2 separate regions of the Homo sapiens genome follow, and region 1 is linked to region 2. A link is an interaction called in ENCODE POLR2A ChIA-PET data of the cell type or tissue named here. Cell type or tissue: HepG2. All regions are shown on one strand. Region 1 overlaps STIM1 (stromal interaction molecule 1). Region 2 holds the start of STIM1 (stromal interaction molecule 1).

Evidence for each region. Peaks named below come from ENCODE experiments on the same cell type or tissue, not always from the same donor. Only the 100,000 strongest peaks of a DNase experiment are listed, where the experiment ranks them.
Region 1: POLR2A ChIA-PET joins it to region 2 with 14 read pairs; 15 of 35 experiments call an interaction of 5 or more read pairs at or near these places.

The regions. Positions count from the first base shown.
Region 1 is chr11:3,929,848-3,937,847 of GRCh38, forward strand. All of the region lies in intron 1 of STIM1 (stromal interaction molecule 1), which reads left to right. Among named protein-coding and RNA genes, the nearest start is that of PPIAP40, 40 kb to the left of the region's middle. In HepG2, no CTCF peak of the experiment used is centred here; a DNase peak (open chromatin) is centred at 3,684.
Region 2 is chr11:3,851,285-3,859,284 of GRCh38, forward strand. STIM1 (stromal interaction molecule 1) reads left to right here and starts at 4,380. Exons shown (of 13, transcript NM_001382567.1): 1 at 4,380-5,125. The coding sequence starts at 4,987. STIM1-AS1 (STIM1 antisense RNA 1) reads right to left here and starts at 4,294. Exons shown (of 2, transcript NR_183662.1): 1 at 4,073-4,294; 2 at 3,039-3,374. It overlaps MIR4687 (microRNA 4687), which reads left to right and starts at 4,778; the gene lies at 4,778-4,857. RefSeq lists enhancers at 3,356-3,425, 3,635-4,580, 4,796-5,005, 5,156-5,235, 5,246-5,295 and silencers at 3,766-3,815, 4,296-4,355, 4,416-4,575. In HepG2, a CTCF peak has its summit at 3,766 (motif pointing right); DNase peaks (open chromatin) are centred at 3,817 and 6,677; H3K4me3 peaks cover 4,103 bases.

The DNA.
Region 1 (8,000 bases), 79 kb after region 2:
AACAGTCCTGTGCCTCTCTGGACACGTGACTGGTCTATTAATAGATCTGAAGTTCTGGGAGAGCCTCAGCTCTTCCCCCACCTTTCTACTTCCAGCAGCCTGCTTGCTGGTAATTTCTTCAGTGCCCGGACAACTGGACAGAGAATGGAAACAGGGCAATCTGCCCATCCCCTTTTAGGAGGTAATGCAGGCCCAGGTGTATATATATGAGTAGCCTCTGGCCTCATGGGTGTCTGTGCTGCATCAGGTCAAGTGGAAATGCTTAGCATTTAGGAGGAAGTAATTCCAGTTTGCCCTGGATGGGATTGAAAAAAAACCCAAACATGTATTTGACCTTCACTATATGTAAGGCACTGTACTAGGCACTTTGCATGTGTTTACCACAATCTTCCCTGAACCTTGTGAGATAGATATTCTCATTTTACAGAGGAGATGACTAAAACTCAGGAAGATTGACTTAGTAACCTAATGTTACACAGCTGGCAAGACTAAAATCCAGGCCTTCTGACTTTGTCTTTCGAAAATGACAGCTTCCCTGTTTATAACTTTCTATAGTAAAATTGGGCTAGGATAATTTAACCATGCTATCTTTGGGGACACTTGTATTATTGAATTATCTCATATAGCTCAGGAAAATGGGGGCAAACATGAAGGGAGGGGAATAAGGCCTATCAGGCTGTGGGCAACAAAGGGAGCTCAGTGTAGCAGGATGGTGCCTACTGTACAGGTCCATGTGACCTTAGTGAACCCAAGTCAGATAGTGGCTGTCCTGCAGGTTAATCAACCATATTTCTTAGCTTGGCGTACAAGGCATTCAGAATTAGGGTTCCTGCTTCATCCCATTTTATCTCTTCCTACTTCCTATCATACAAATTGTTTTTCATTCTATTGTTTGCCAGATCTGCTGTCATCTTCCATGCATGGGCATTTGGAGGCTCTATTAAGGTTCTAGTAAAAAAGTAACTGTGGCTACCTTAGGGCCGAGCAGACAGTTTTGAATCTCCATTTACTCCAGAATCATTTTGGGCTGGAGCTCTGTCATTCATTCATGTATTCAATCATTCTTTTAACATACAGGACACTGCCTCTCTGCCAGGTACTGTACTAGGCCCTGCTAATCAGAATAATGAACAAGATAGATATGGTTCCTGCTCTCCTAGAGCTTGCAGTGTAGTAGGGAAGGCAAAAATGAACAAAATAATCATAATGAAGTCTGATGAATGTCATGAAGTGCAAATAAGGGATGTGATGGGAGGGTGCATATATCAGAGGAACTTAATATTGTTTAGGGTGTTAGGAAAGACCTGACATTAGCTGAGGAGGTGACATTTAAGTTGGATCTGAAAATTGAGAGAAAATAAGTAAGGGTTAAGAAAGGTAATGCTAGGCAGCTGGAAGAGTATGCAAAGGCTTACAGGCCAGGCAATAAGGATAAAGCCATGTCCATGTCAGTTCATTTATTCAGCAATCATTTACAACTGCTGGGTTATATCATGCAGTGTGCTAGGTTCTGGGAACATAAAAAACAATAAGACGTGGTCCTTACCTGCCCTGGATAAACTCAGTAAGGAGTAGTGATGTCACTCCTTGGTAACCAGGGTGCTAAGTTCACCCTAGATCTTGGACTCAGTTTTTTGGGTCCCATGTGATAGGACTTAACACCTTTAGAAAAACTGCCTGCCCTTGAGTGTTTGGTCCATCTGTCAAGCCGACAGGACATGGACCTCAGATGAAAACCTGCAGTGTTCTTATCCCTGGCTTCACACTTACCAGATCCATGATAAATGGGGATCTGCTATAGACTGAATGTTTGTGTCCCTCTACATTTCATACATTAAAATCCTAACCCCTAATGTGATGGTATTAGGAGGTTGTAGGGTAAATGGACCTGAGAGCAATAACAAGCATTCCCTTAGAATGACACTGTATGGCAGACACACCTGAATGCATGTTCCAAGCTAGGGAATCTGGGAGTGGCCAATCCAGAGATTTCGTTCCTTTTCTATAAGTAATATCTGAGCCCTAGCCTACCCTGTGGAACACGGGCCATACAGGGGATTGAGGCCCTGGGTTTTGAGTTGAATGAAGGCTGCCAGATGAGGCCATTAAGAGGAGGGTGTTAAGTGAAAATGCTATGTAAATTGCACGCTGTTTACAAGCGGTTGCGATTTTCCTGCCCGGCCTGTTGCTCCTGGGCTGTGTGGTTTTCCTGTCCAGCCTGCTGCGACTGGACTGTATGTAAGGCAGATACCTTGTTCAGCCCGCCACTACTGGACCATATCTGTACATAAGGCAGTTCTCTTGTCCAGCCCACCACCACTGGACTCTCTTCCGTGTATGTAAGCCCCTAATAAAACCCTGTGTCTTGTTTGCTGGCTCTAGGTCTCTTCTTTGGCCTCTTAAACCTGCTGCCTTCCCTATGGAAGTTAACAGGGTTTGGTACAACAGACACAGGGCCTTTGGTGGGTGATTAGGTCATTAGGACAGAGCCCTCTTGAATGGAATTAGTGCCCTTAGAAAAGAGACCCCAGAGGGCTGGGTGTGGTGGCTCACGCCTGTAATCCCAGCACTTTGGGAGGCTGAGGCGGGTGGATCACGAGGTCAGGAGATCGAGACCATCAGGGTTAACAGAGTGAAGCCCCGTCTCTATTAAAATTACAAAAAATCAGCCGGGCGTGGTGGCGGGCACCTGTAGTCCCAGCTACTTGGGAGTCTGAGGCAGGAGAATGGCATGAATCCAGGAGGTGGAGCTTGCAGTAAGCCGAGATCGCTCCACTGCACTCCAGCCTGGGCAAGAGTGCAAGACTCTGTCTCAAAGGAAAAAAAAAAAAAAAAAAAAGAAAAGAAAAGAGACCCTAGAGATCTCTCTTGCCCCTTCTGCAGTGGGAGGACACAGAAAGGAGACAGCCATCTATGAACCAGTAAGCGGGCCCTCGCCAGACACTGAATCTGCTGGCACCTTGGTCTTGGACTTCCTAGCCTCTAGAATTGTGAAAAATGAGTTTGTTGTTTAAGCTGCCCTGTCTATGGTATTTTTGTCATAGCAGCTTGAATGGACTAAGACAGGCTCCTCTACAGAGTTGAGGTTATTGGGGTCCAGAGATTGGCTTTTGTCCCCAGTAGAAAACATAGAAGGAGCTTTTTGGCTGAGGTGAAGTTGCCTCTGTTTTCAGAGCTTTGTGTCCTTGGTGTCTCATATTTATTACAATTGATCATGTGTTCTCACACCCATCCATTGTCTTGAGTACACCTAAGGTGGTATTTTAGCTGTGTTTTTCTGGATTCTGATACTGCTTATAGACAAAAGTCTTAGCGGCTGGCTATCTTGGACTGTAAATTGCCTAAGTCCTAGGTGTGTTGTTCACATGGGCTGTGTTGTGAATGGGACCACGTTTCCCCAATTGTGCAACAGTGCAACATTGTGGCCCTGGTTAAAGGGAAGGGAAGTTAGGTTATTGAAACATGGACTGTGTGCCTCAGGCTGTGTGATTTGTATTCTTTATTTCATTTAATACTCCCTGTAATGCTCTAAAGTAAGTACTTTTATTCTAATTTACAGATGAGGAGACTGAAGTTTAGTGAACTAAGTAAACAAGTAAGTAGTGGTTTGGGGTTAGAGTTTAGGTCCAACTCTAAAGTCCATGTTTCCCTCTCTCATCCAGCTGTTTCCCAATGTAGTTACAGACTTCAGATCTTGCATGTCATCTTGTTTCCATGGCCTCTTTGGCCTTGTCTACCTTGACTTATTTGCCTTGCCTCCCTGTGTCAGTAATCTAAGGATTCTCAACATGGCTGAGGCTCAGGAATATATCCTGTTTGGTAGATAACCTAGAGTCTCTCTCTCTTCCCCGCCGCCCGCCGTCTACAATGTATTTTTGTGTCTAATGTGAGGCAACATTATAACTATAATTGGAGTCATTTTTAAAGAGTAAGTTAGCTCTAAATTTGGTGGGCTGCTTTTCTTAATCCAGTTCCCACAGCATTCTCAGGAAGACGGAAGATGGGGATGGCTCATTAGAAATGAGTTTGAATGAAAAAGGCATTGGGGCTTGGCTTGAGTGGTGGAAAGAGCCTCCCTCAGCCTTTCTAAATTGCGTGGCTACTGAAGTTGGTTGGATCTTTGTAAGTTAGTACTTAATGTCCCTTTTCCAGGGACCTAAGATTCTCTTTTCTCTCTTTCCCGTAGAAGCCCTGCCTCATCATCTGGAGATTCTGGAGCTACTGACATTAGAGTGGAGAGACTTTTTTCTTTCACAGAGTTGTCAGGGTTGTGTACGGGGTGGGAGAGGGGTCTGTGTATAAGGCAGAATCCAGGGAATGGTGGAAGAGGAAGTGTAACATGTTTTTGTGTCTTCAATAGCTTTTCAGCACTCTTTTTTTTTTTCCTCCTCTTTTCTTCTGGAGACTTTGCAGTCTCATTTGAGAAGTGGGGTCCCAAATAAAACAAGGCTGCTACACTCACCCATCTTGTGTTCCAACTCTGCTTCCTTTTCCTGAAGGCTGACAGGCTTTTTCATATCTTGAGTCTTTGTACCTTCTGTTCCCTCATCCTTGAAGGCCCAGTTTGATCTCTTCTCTCTGGAGGTTGTCATGCCCACTTTGTGCCTCCATAGCACTTTGTACAGCCTTTTATATAGTCTTATTCACTTAGCTGTCTGCTTCACTCTCCACATCTTGAACCTCTTAAGAGCAAGAGGCTGAGTTAGTTTCACCTCTCTTTAGCAAGCACAGGGTATGAGGGAGACTAGAGTCTCAAAAATTGTAGAATTGAACAATTCAATTCATTACATCAGTACCTTGGTACACTGATGCCCAAATCAAAAGTAGATGATTGTGTACAACTATCTTGTGTACTTCCATAAACTAAATAAGTTTCTCTTCCATAATTCACTGTTTTGTGTATCTCCCAGGCCCATAGCCCTTCAAACATGCAGTGCAGTAGCTGACTTTGAGAGAGAACAGAGCACAGATGTTATCTTTGCCTGCTTTGCCCTTCACCTCACAGTGCTCTTCTAAGTCCCTGGGCTTGACCCAAGGAATGAGTAGGGAGGAAATGCCAGAAATGAGCCACCCTTGGCATCCTAACTCCTTGGTTTGCAGGTTTGGCCCTGTGGGGCAGTGCAAGGTGAGCAAATGGAAAAGAACCTGTTCCCTGTAATAGCAGCTGAAAGGGATCTCTACAGATTATTACTGTCATCTTTTCGCAGCTGCAGTTGCAGCAATGAGACACTCCCCTCATTGCATTCTGCATCTAAGACAAAATCAATTCATCTTTTAAATTGGCTCTCTTGGCTTGTCCTGAGATTTCTCATAGGGCTGAGAGCCTGAAACAAGTCATCTTACCCGTGTTTTTCTACCATTGTAAGGCCAAAGACTGTGAGATTGTGTACCCTTAGCCCTTCATTTTATACATGGGGAAACTGAGGCCCACCATGGGCATAGGACTAGTTCAAGGTTGGGTGACTAGTGTCAGGTGAGGCTAGACACTGGTCTTCCAACTCCCTGCAAGGTGCTCTCTTCATTATACCCTGCTGTCTCTGATATCAGTTTATGTTTGTAATGCCTGTAGATTGTGAAGTTGGTGAGGCTGAAGTAACCAGGAAACCTGGTTTCTTTTCTTTCTGTCACCTTCCTAGTTTCTGGACATCAGGGCACAGTAGACATTCTGGGAAGACTTAGTGAAGGAGTAAATAAAAAACAAAGTTGGCCCAGGAAAACTGCATGGTCTAAGCCAGAAGAAGACTAACGAAAGCAGATTCCTCCCAGTTTCACTGGACATCTTTGGCTTTGATGATGATTCCTGTGGTTCGATTTTCCCAGTGTTAAATGCAACCTTGGCTGGAGCGTGGAAGAAGTATGGATTGTAACTATGGTATTTTATCTGGTGAAAACCAGGTCTGTAATTAAATGTCTGTGAAAATACCACACCTGGGCTAACTGAGGATGCCTTTGAGTCTTCAGATGCCTCCCTTATTCCCTAGCAGCAATCACAAGACAGAGATTGTGTGCATCATTGAGAACTAACTACATTATACATAGGTAACATTTATTGAATGCTTACTAAGTTTTCTGGAACTTTTTGAGGTATTTACAATTCTTTTAATCTTCACAATCATCCATGAGTAGTTACTATAATTCTTTTAACTTTTCAAATGGACTTTATTGAGATATAATTTACATATAATATACTCATTTTAAGTGCTCAGTTCGAGTTCTGACAAATGTAGTATATGCCTGCGTAACCTCTCCCCTACAATCAAGATATAGAACATTTTCATCAGTAGGTACTTTTGTTATCCTTATTCTACAAAGAGGAAAACTGAAAGACAGAGAAGTTAAGTGACTTGTGTGGGGCCCCATGGTAATAGAACCAGCATTTGAATCCATGCTGTGTGACTGCAGAGTCCACATTCTTCTGAGCTGTGCTACCTTTCATCTCTCAATTTGTGGTCAAGCCATTGCCTCTCTTGTCCTAGTGGACAAGTGCATTAAGGACTAAGATGACATAGACTTACAATCTAAGCACTAGGAGGGGTGTTGGGGAGCAAGAGGCCCAGAGATAGGCAGTGGGGAGGAATGAGATAGCCATCTCAGTACCCCTACAGTTCCAGGACCCAAAGAAGGCAGAACAACGTGCCTTTTGCTCAGCCTTTGCTTCTCCAGGCCTGCAAAGAATAGGGTAGACTAGAGAGTCTTATAATAAGGTTACCAGTATGATATAGTATCTGAAAAAAGGACGGCTCCTAGGCTCACATAACTGGAATAGAAACATAGAAAATGAGAAGAGATGATAGTCTCATATGTTCTGAGAGTGACCTTAGTAGTGGCTGCAGCCCATTCTGGACTTGGCACTATAGAGGCAACATAGATAGTCTGGAGATGGAGAGTGGCCTTGAAATCCAATCCTTTGAGGAGAGGTTGAAGGAGCCAAGACTGGATGCCCTGAAGTGAAAATGTAATCACTGGCTTCATATCCTTGAAAGGCTGTTCTTTGGCAGAGAAAACCAACTTGTTTTTCTTTGTGGCTTCAGAAGGGGTAATTAGAACCCAATGGGTGGGATGGTGTAGAGTATTTTGGAAAAATTAAAGTACAGTGAATATGACATATCTCATATCTCATTAGCTTGGAGTACAAATAAGATCAGATCTTTTTTCAATATTAAAATTAATCTCTGCAGCTGGGTGCAGTGGACCACGTCTGTAATCCCATCACTTTGGGAGGCCGAGGAGTCCAGGAGTTGAAGACCAGCCTGGGTGACATGGCAAAACCCCATCTCTACAAAAAATACAAAAATTAGCTGGGTGTGATGGCATGCATCTGTAGTCCTAGCTACTTGGAAGGCTGAGGTGGGAGGACCACCTGAGCCTAGGAGGCAGAAGTTGCAGTGAGCCGAGATGACACCACTGCACTCCATTCTGGGCAACAGAGCGAGACTTCATCTCAATAATAATAATAATAATAATAATAATAAAATATCTGGAATGAGTGTGAAATTATCTGGAAATTTAATATGTTTCCCTTGGGGCTGTTCTTCTTCCCTCTTTCTCTTTATGAAGTATTCAAAAACTCTAAGGGCTTATTCAATCCAAAGGGGTCAGGCTTAGTTCCAAGTAGAGAACTAAAGAATCTTATTGGCCTGCTAGCGGGCCCCATTTTTAGCTTCTGTTGGTGTTGCACAGTATGGCTTTTAAAAATGGATCTTTCACAGAATGTGGTTTCTGTATTTACTGTAGCCACAAGAACCTGATTCTCCATAAGTCACAGTGGTTCATTGAGGGAGGATGATGGCAGTCCTTCAATGTCACTCTTAGTCCCAGGGTTCACTCTGCTTGAGCTCTCAAGGTGAATGCTCAAGTTTATATGTATATAAGCTCATCCACTGGAGGAGGAAACCTCCACAATTTTCCATTTGGCTAAGTCTAGAAGTGTTTCTAGCTTCCACCACATTCTAGCTCCAGAACCTTCTCTCATGATCACTTTTGTTATAGAGCTTGGGACA
Region 2 (8,000 bases):
CTCCTGGGCTCAAGCCATCCTCCTGGCTCAGCCCCCTGAGTAGCTGGGACTACGGGGACACACCACCATGCCAAGTTAATGTTTGTATTTTTTTGTAGAGACAGAGTCTCACTATGTTGCCTAGGCTGGTCTCAAACTCCTGGGCTCTAGTGATCCTCCCATCTCAGCCTCCCAAAGTGCTAGGATTTTAGGTGTGAGCCCTAGTACATACCTGGGTTCTTGCAAGGGTCACACTTTTAGAAGGACGAAGCATAGGGGCTTATAGAGATGAGGGTCACAGATTCTGATCAGGTTTCAGAATTTTTTTATTTTGTAGAATATTAAAGCTGCACTGGGTCAATAATCTGGTAGCTGACCAGTTTATAGTTGGGGAGACTGAAATTCAGAGGGGAACTGACTTTTCTAGTGTCACATCGTGATCTTGGAGGCAGAGAAGACACCAGAAGTTTCTTCCTGTTGCCCAGGCTGTGGCTTTGGCTCCCAGGTACCATTTATTTGTTATTTTATTTTATTTTTGAGATGGAGTCTCACTTTGTCACCCACGCTGGAGTCCGGTGGCGTGATCTTGGCTCACTGCAACCTCTGCCTCCCAGATTCAAGTGATTCTCCTGCCTCAGCCTCCTGAGTAACTGGGGTTACAGGCACACGCCACCACGCCCAGCTAATTTTTGTATTCTTAGTAGATACGGGGTTTCATCATGTTGGCCAGGCTGTTTTCAAATCACTGACCTCAAGTGATCTGCCGGCCTTGGCCTCCCAAAGTGTTGGGATTACAGGTGTGAGCCACGGCGCCTGGTCATTTATTTGTATTTTTAATTGTGGTTAAAAAATACATAACATACATTTTGCCAGCTTAATTTTTTTTTTTTTTTTTTTGAGACAGAGTCTTGCTCTGTTGCCCAGGCTGGAGTGCAGTGGCGCGATCTCGGCTCACTGCAAGCTCCACCTTCCAAGTTCATGCCATTCTCCTGCCTCAGCCTCCTGATTAGCTGGGACTACAGGTGCCCGCCACCATGCCCGGCTAATTTTTTGTATTTTTAGTAGAGACAGGATTTCACCGTGTTAGCCAGGATGGTCTCGATCTCCTGACCTCGTGATCTGCCTGCCTTGGCCTCTTAAAGTGCTGGGATTACAGGCGTGAGCCACCGCGCCCGGCCTCATGTTAATCATTTTTAAGTGTACAGTTTAGTCATGTTAGGTACATTCGCATTGTTGTGCAGCCAATCTCCAAAACTTTTTTCATCTTGTAAAATTGAAACTATTCCCAGCTTTCCCCTCTCCCCAGTCTCTGGCAACCACTACTCTACTTTCTGTCTCTATGAATTTGACTGTTTTAGGTACATTCATATAAATGAAATCACAGTGTTTATCCTTTTGTGACTGGCTTATTTCACTTAGCTGGCTGTCTTCAAGGTTCATCCATGTTGTAGCATGGTCAGGATTTCCTTCTTGCTTAAGGCTGTGTACTATTTAATTGTACGTATGTACCATATTTTGTTTATCCATTCATCTATCCATGAACAACTTCGGTTGCTTTCACCTTGTGGCTGTTGTGAATAATGCTGTTATGAACATGGGTGTACAATTTTCAAGACCCTGCTTACATTTTCTGGGTGTACACCCACCATTGAAATTGGTGCATCATAGTAACTATTGTTAGTTCTTAGACACCATTTTAGCGTCACAGGAAATTCGACAGCTTCCAAGAGGTTTAAGGTCTTGGTGTAAATTGGTAACAGACCCTGGCTTCCTGCCTCCAAGATCTGTTTGTTGTACCAAATAGATAAGCACCCATAACCCCGAAGAAATCATATGGTGGTGAAAAGAAATGCTGTAGTCGAGTTTGAAGGAAATTGTGTTAAACATGCTTTACTTTGCTCATTTCTTTCATGTTCTCTTAGGCAAATGAGTGCACAGGCAGGAGAGCTGGCTTAGGTAGAAATGATCAACTGTCAGTCTGAGTGATTAATCTGGGCTGCAGACATGTTTTCTGTGGCCTATATAAGGTTTTATCCTTTTAAACGAATTGCTAATATTTTTTTAAAAAGGATATGTCATATGAAAGTCCAGATTTCCATCTTCTCTCTCTCTCTTTTTTTTTTTTTTTAATTGAGACAGGGTCTTGCTCTGTTGCCCAGGCTGGAGTGCAATGGTGTGATCATGGCTCACTGCAGCCTTGAGCTCCTGGATTTAAGCGATCATCCCCCCTCAGCCTGCTGAGTAGCTGGGACCACAGAAGCCAGATACCACTCATGGCTAATTAAAAAAATTTTTTTTGTAGAGATGGGGGTCCCACTGTGTTTCCCAGGCTGGTCTTGAACTCATGGGCTCAAGTAATCCTCCCACTTTGGCCTCCCAGAGTGCTGGGATTAGAGATATGAGTCACTGCACCCAGCCCCATCTTCTCTTAATGACACTCCAGCAATACTAGGCCCATCTTTCTGCCTGCTCTCCACAGTCCCCACCACTCCGTATTACTCCTACCTACTTTTCTTAATTGAATTACCTACCTGCCCATTTTGCCATTTGAATTTAAGACCCCTGGCTCAGAGAATAGGTCTAGGAGAACCTAGGTAGGGTTTCAACTGTTCTGGTCAATTTTCCAATATTCCGGTATTAGTTTTTAGTATCTGAGTGTTCAAGTGAATTAACTCATGTAATCCAGCTTTTACAGAGAACTTACTATGTGCAGGGTCTATGGCTGGGTCCTAGTGTCACAGAGATGAATAAGGCACAGTCTCTGACCTGAAAAGTGGCAATCACTATCTGTTGGGGGAGGGGCAGACAGATGTAATGGTCCAATTTTGGCCACAGACTGATTTTGAAGGGGTGGGCAGAGTAAAAGTTTCTAAGGAGACACATTGAGCTGTATCTGGAAGAGTAAGAGACCAGCTACATGAGGAACTGGGAGCAGGCGAGAGTGTTTCATGCAGAAGCAACAGCAGATACAAAGGCTGTGAGGTGGCTGAGTTTGACGTGGTTAGGAACTTAACGAAGGCTAGTGTGACAGGAGCTTAACAGAGCCGGGAGAGTGGTAGTAGGTTACATTAGCCATGTATTTTTATATCAACGGCCTAACCCTTAAGCCAGGCAGCTGTTGGGCAAATTCGTGTTCCCAGTCTTCAGGGGCCTTGCTCAGAACAGGTAGCTGGTTTAGCACTGTCAGTCAGAGGAGGGACTGGGCCTGATCCTTTCCCCTGCGTCTGGTGCCAAGGACAGGGTAGGGCACAGAGGTTTCAGTCAAGATCTGCTGACAGCACGCTTGAGAAGAGAACAGGAAGTGCAGGCTTTGTTGAAGGAGGCTCAGGCGTGGCTCTGTCTTCTTTGGCGCACTCATTCTCAAGTCGCTGACACCTCCTCCACCAGAGAGGTAGCTGGGAGAATGAGATGCAGGGAGGAAGCATTTACAGGCCCCACCGAAAAACCTTAAAGGGCTGAGAGCTTGAGGGCAGGTAGGAAAAAGGGCTGTGAGAGCTAAGGGAGGGCATCCCACTTAGCTTGGAGGGGAAGGGAGGCGGGGTCGGGAAAGCAGATGGCACCCTTTAGCCCAGACTCAAGGAATGTGTAGGGGAATTTTAGCTAGAGTGGTTTGGACATTTCATTTTGCTTTCTGGCATCATCATTTCCTCAGAAAACACTCGCAGGCCCCAGTGGCCCTCGTGGGCCTCCCCCGGGGCGGGTCTTAGCTTCACTCGGCAACCCTCTGCAAAAGAGCAGGCCCTCCCAGGAGCGCCGAGTCCTGTCTGCAGTTTGCTGATTTTCCCACCAGGGGCCGCTGCGCATGGGCGACGAAGCGCGCGGGTTCCCAAGCCGCAGAGAGGCGGAAGCCGATTGGTTGTCAGGCGAGGCGCGAGGGCGGAGCCTGGGAACTGGCCGGGAGTTGGGGGCTGGGAGCTCGCCCCCGGGCCGAGCCGGGTCAGGCTGTTGTCGCCTCAGGCAGCTCCTGGGAGGCTAACGTCGTGTCCTGGGCCTCTGTTTAGACAGCTCTAGAACTGAGGCGAGTGGAGCAGCACCAAGGCCCGGAGATCGGGGCAGGGCAGCTGCTGTCGCCGCCGCCGCAGGCCTGAGTTACCTGAGTAACTGCGGGTCAGGGACCCGCCCGACGGCCCGCGGTTGGCGCTGGAGACTCTCGGTGGGGAAAGGGAAGCTGGGACTTGATCCTTTGCGCGGGATCCTGGCAAAGACTAGCGCGGGCCGGGGGTCCGGGAGAGCCCGCTAGGGGCGGGGATTCCGGGGAGCCGTCTTCACCGGTTATTCCGGGATCCAGCTGGGCGCTGGGGCTGGCCCGGGCTTCGCTGGGGACCGGGCGGCGCGGGGCGGGCGCGGAGACGCACGCCCCCGCCCGCCCCGGGCCCGCCCCGCGCCGCCCGCCCGCCTGGAAGCCGCTGTCCTGGGCCTGGCCGGTGTGCGTCCGCCTGCTGGACCTGGGCACCGCCAGCCGCCTGGGCACGGGACTGGGCGGGGGCGCTGACCTCGGCCTAGGAGGCCCAGGATCCCGGAGACGCCCGCGCCCTCAGGACCCTGCGGGTCGCACGCCCTCCCCAGCTTCTGCTGCTCGCCGCTCTTCGGCAGGGCGAGGTCAGGTGCCCCCTTCTCGCCTCTCTTCTCTTCTCTTCTCTTCCTCCTCCACTTCTGTGCCCGCGGAGACTCCGGCCGCCCCCTTCCGCAGGGGTGTAGTAATCTGCGGAGCTGACAGCAGCCCCGCAGCCACCCTGCCCGAAGTCTCCGGAAGCGGCACGAGCTCAGGCCGCCGCAGCCCCGGCGGACCCACTGTTGGACCTGAGGAGCCAGCCCTCCTCCCGCACCCAAACTTGGAGCACTTGACCTTTGGCTGTTGGAGGGGGCAGGCTCGCGGGTGGCTGGACAGCTGCGGAGCCGCGAGGGCATCTTGCCTGGAGACCGTCGGCTGCACTCCCGGGCTCCTGGCTTTGCCTCTGGGATCCCGAGGTGTCCACATCAGACGCATGTTGACTGAGACCTAGAGTCATGGATGTATGCGTCCGTCTTGCCCTGTGGCTCCTCTGGGGACTCCTCCTGCACCAGGGCCAGAGCCTCAGCCATAGTCACAGTGAGAAGGCGACAGGAACCAGCTCGGGGGCCAACTCTGAGGAGTCCACTGCAGCAGGTAAGGCCTTGCTGCGGGCTGGACTGGGCTGGAGGCTTTGGCTCAGGACTGAGTGGCCCGAAGTGGGCAAGTTGAAATCTAGGTTTGTACATGTGAGGTTCATGGAGGATTCACACATGGCACTGCCTGTTCCAAGTAGTTCAAGAAGTTCTTTCTGGTCAGTAGTCATGGCAAATGCCTGTATCTTTCCTGAACAACTTTCCTCATCCCCCGCACTCAGGATTTTTTTTGTTGGCAGTAAGAAGAAGCCTTTGGGGCAACTTGACCTTTTAGATCAGCAAGGAAAGACCCCATCTTAGGCCTACTTGTCTGGAAGAATGGCCTGGTGAGATGATAAGTTCATTGCTCCTATTCGGTTTTAGTACTGAGCAGCATGGGGGAGGTTGGGGCCACTTATGTTGGAAAGGGAAAGTTAAGGCTGGGCCACCTCTGTTGCCTGAAAGCCTGGTGTTCAGGTGTGCCTATTCCAACAACCGTGGGAACCCTAGTCCCACCCTTCCCTTAGGTAGTCTTGTCTCTTTGCTGTGCGCATTTGAAATATCCAGGCGGTTTCTTAGATGGAATCCTATTTACAACTAGGGTGTTAAATGGCCTTTTCTTGACATAGACATGATATAATTCCTGGGACCACTTGTTGACTTATTCTGTTTCTTCTGACTGATGAGGGTGGGAATTCCATGCTACAGGTTTTTTTTTTTGTTTTTTTTTTTTTTTCCCTGAGTCTGCTTGCTAGGGAAACCATGCTACTTTTGATCTGTCATGGTTTTTCCTATGCAGTTGTGAAGGCTTATCAGGCAGCAGGAGCCCTGGTATACTTTTGCAGTAGAAAGGAACACTTTTATGTTTTGTTTTGTTTTTTTGAGACAGGGTCTTGATCTGTCGTCCAAGCTGGAATGCAGTAGTGTGATCACAGCTCACTACAGCCTCAAACTCCTGGGTTCAAGTGATCCTCCTGCCTCAGCCTCCCGGTAGCTGGGACTAAACACAAGAGCCACTGGGCCTGGCTAACTTTTTTTTTCTTTCTATTTTTAATTTTTTGAACAGACACTGTCTCTCTGTGTTGTGCAGGGATCCCTCCCAAAGTGCTGGGATTACAGGTGTGAGCCACTGTACCCATCAAGGAACTCTATTAAAATCCAGTCATTTTACATAAGGCTTACGAGATCAGTTCTCTTTTCCCATTTCTCTCACCCTTTGGCTGTGATCTGCCCAAAGCTGTGACCTGCAGTGTGGGGAGAGTTTATAGATGAGTTGTTTCTGAGCATAAGCAAGTTCAAATGAGGGAATGGCTCAGTGGGCACCTGCTGATACAAGTCAGAAAAGGAAATATAGGTCATGGTGGCTGGGGAGTTTCATGGATGGATCCAGAAGCTGGCTTTGGTGGTAGACCCTTTATTGGGCAATACCCTTTTAAGTTCCAGATGTTCCAAGAGGTCTGGTTTCCAAATGAGGCCAGGGTTGCCCATGTGTAAGTAGGATACCTGGCTGTTGCTTTCTAGATAGATCCTTTTTGCCTATTAATCCTGTCTCTCCATAGAGAGTCTCCTTGACCTTTGAGACCTGGCTGAAAGCTTGGTTCTTATTGGGCTATGAAGGGAAAGACTAGTGGGCAAATGTAGATTGAACTGTGAAGTAGACCTAATTATCATCTCTTCCTGTCCCTGTGACATTCCTATTTATAACTGATAATATGTCTTTTTTCACTCCAAAATATGAGTGCCTGACATAAGATGAATATTTTTTGGAGAGTGGGTGTTCTATATTTTAGACATAAGCTAAAGGGATGAAATTTTGAATGTAGACATTGGCTGGCTATTAGGAAGGTTTTTTTTTTTTTGTTTTTTGTTTTTCGCCTGAAGTAAAAGGCATTCTAGCCTTCCTCAGGACCACCCCATGACTTGAGCTTTTGGAGACAATTCTTCACACAACATATATTTCAGAGGCCTGGCTATGCTGATTATACCACTTAGGCCTACTCATGCTCAGTTTAGAAACTGGTTTCTGTTGTCACAATAATAGTGAATTCCAGGGAGGAAAGTCTCAGAGAGACCCTAGGTGCTGTGAATGCCTAAGGTTTGTGGAAACCTGGAGGTTCTAGCACTATTGTTGTGGTAGGTTTTCCCCTTGGGTCTACCTGGGGTTTTGTCTTTGACTCAGTCAGGGACTTGTTTTTGCAAAGAGGTGGTTCATATAGACTGGGATCTGCAAAAGAGTTTGGAGAGAAACTTTCTATGCAACTAGGAACTCTTGCATCCTTTCCAGCCTCTCTGTATCCCCAGAACACAGGAGGAGCTTTACTTGCTCTTAAAACTACTACTTTTAAAAATCAGATTCAACATACCCAGTCAATTTGTGTGTTCTCTGCAGTTTGTATTTTACAATTACATAGCTGTTTTTCCAACAGAGTCTCACAATAGCCCTGTTACAATGCAGGGCAAGTGGTATTGTCCCCATTTTTATGGGTGAAGAAACCTGGTCCTGTGCTTGGTCTTTCTTATAGGCAGGTCTTCTGATGCTTAAGTCTTGGATTTCTTCCATCTTCTCAGGTCCTGCCCTGTTAAAGGAGTGCTAGGCAGGGCTGGAGAATGTTGCTTTCCTTCTGACAATTAGGCAGGCCTTGGTGACTCTGTAGCTGAGAGCCAAGAAAAGGGCTGTACTTTTTTTCTGCTCTGGAGAGTCTTTTGCAGGGGCCCAGAGAATTTGATTTTTTCTCTTTTGGATGTATATACCCATCTGTCTCTTTTTAGTTAGTTAAAATATTTGATCCTAAGATTGATTTAGTTAAAATGCTTATGGCTTTAGCATGCATACAATAAACACTATGAAAGCCTGATCCTGCAGTGAAGGCAGGTGCTCTACAAGGAGGATCTCTCAC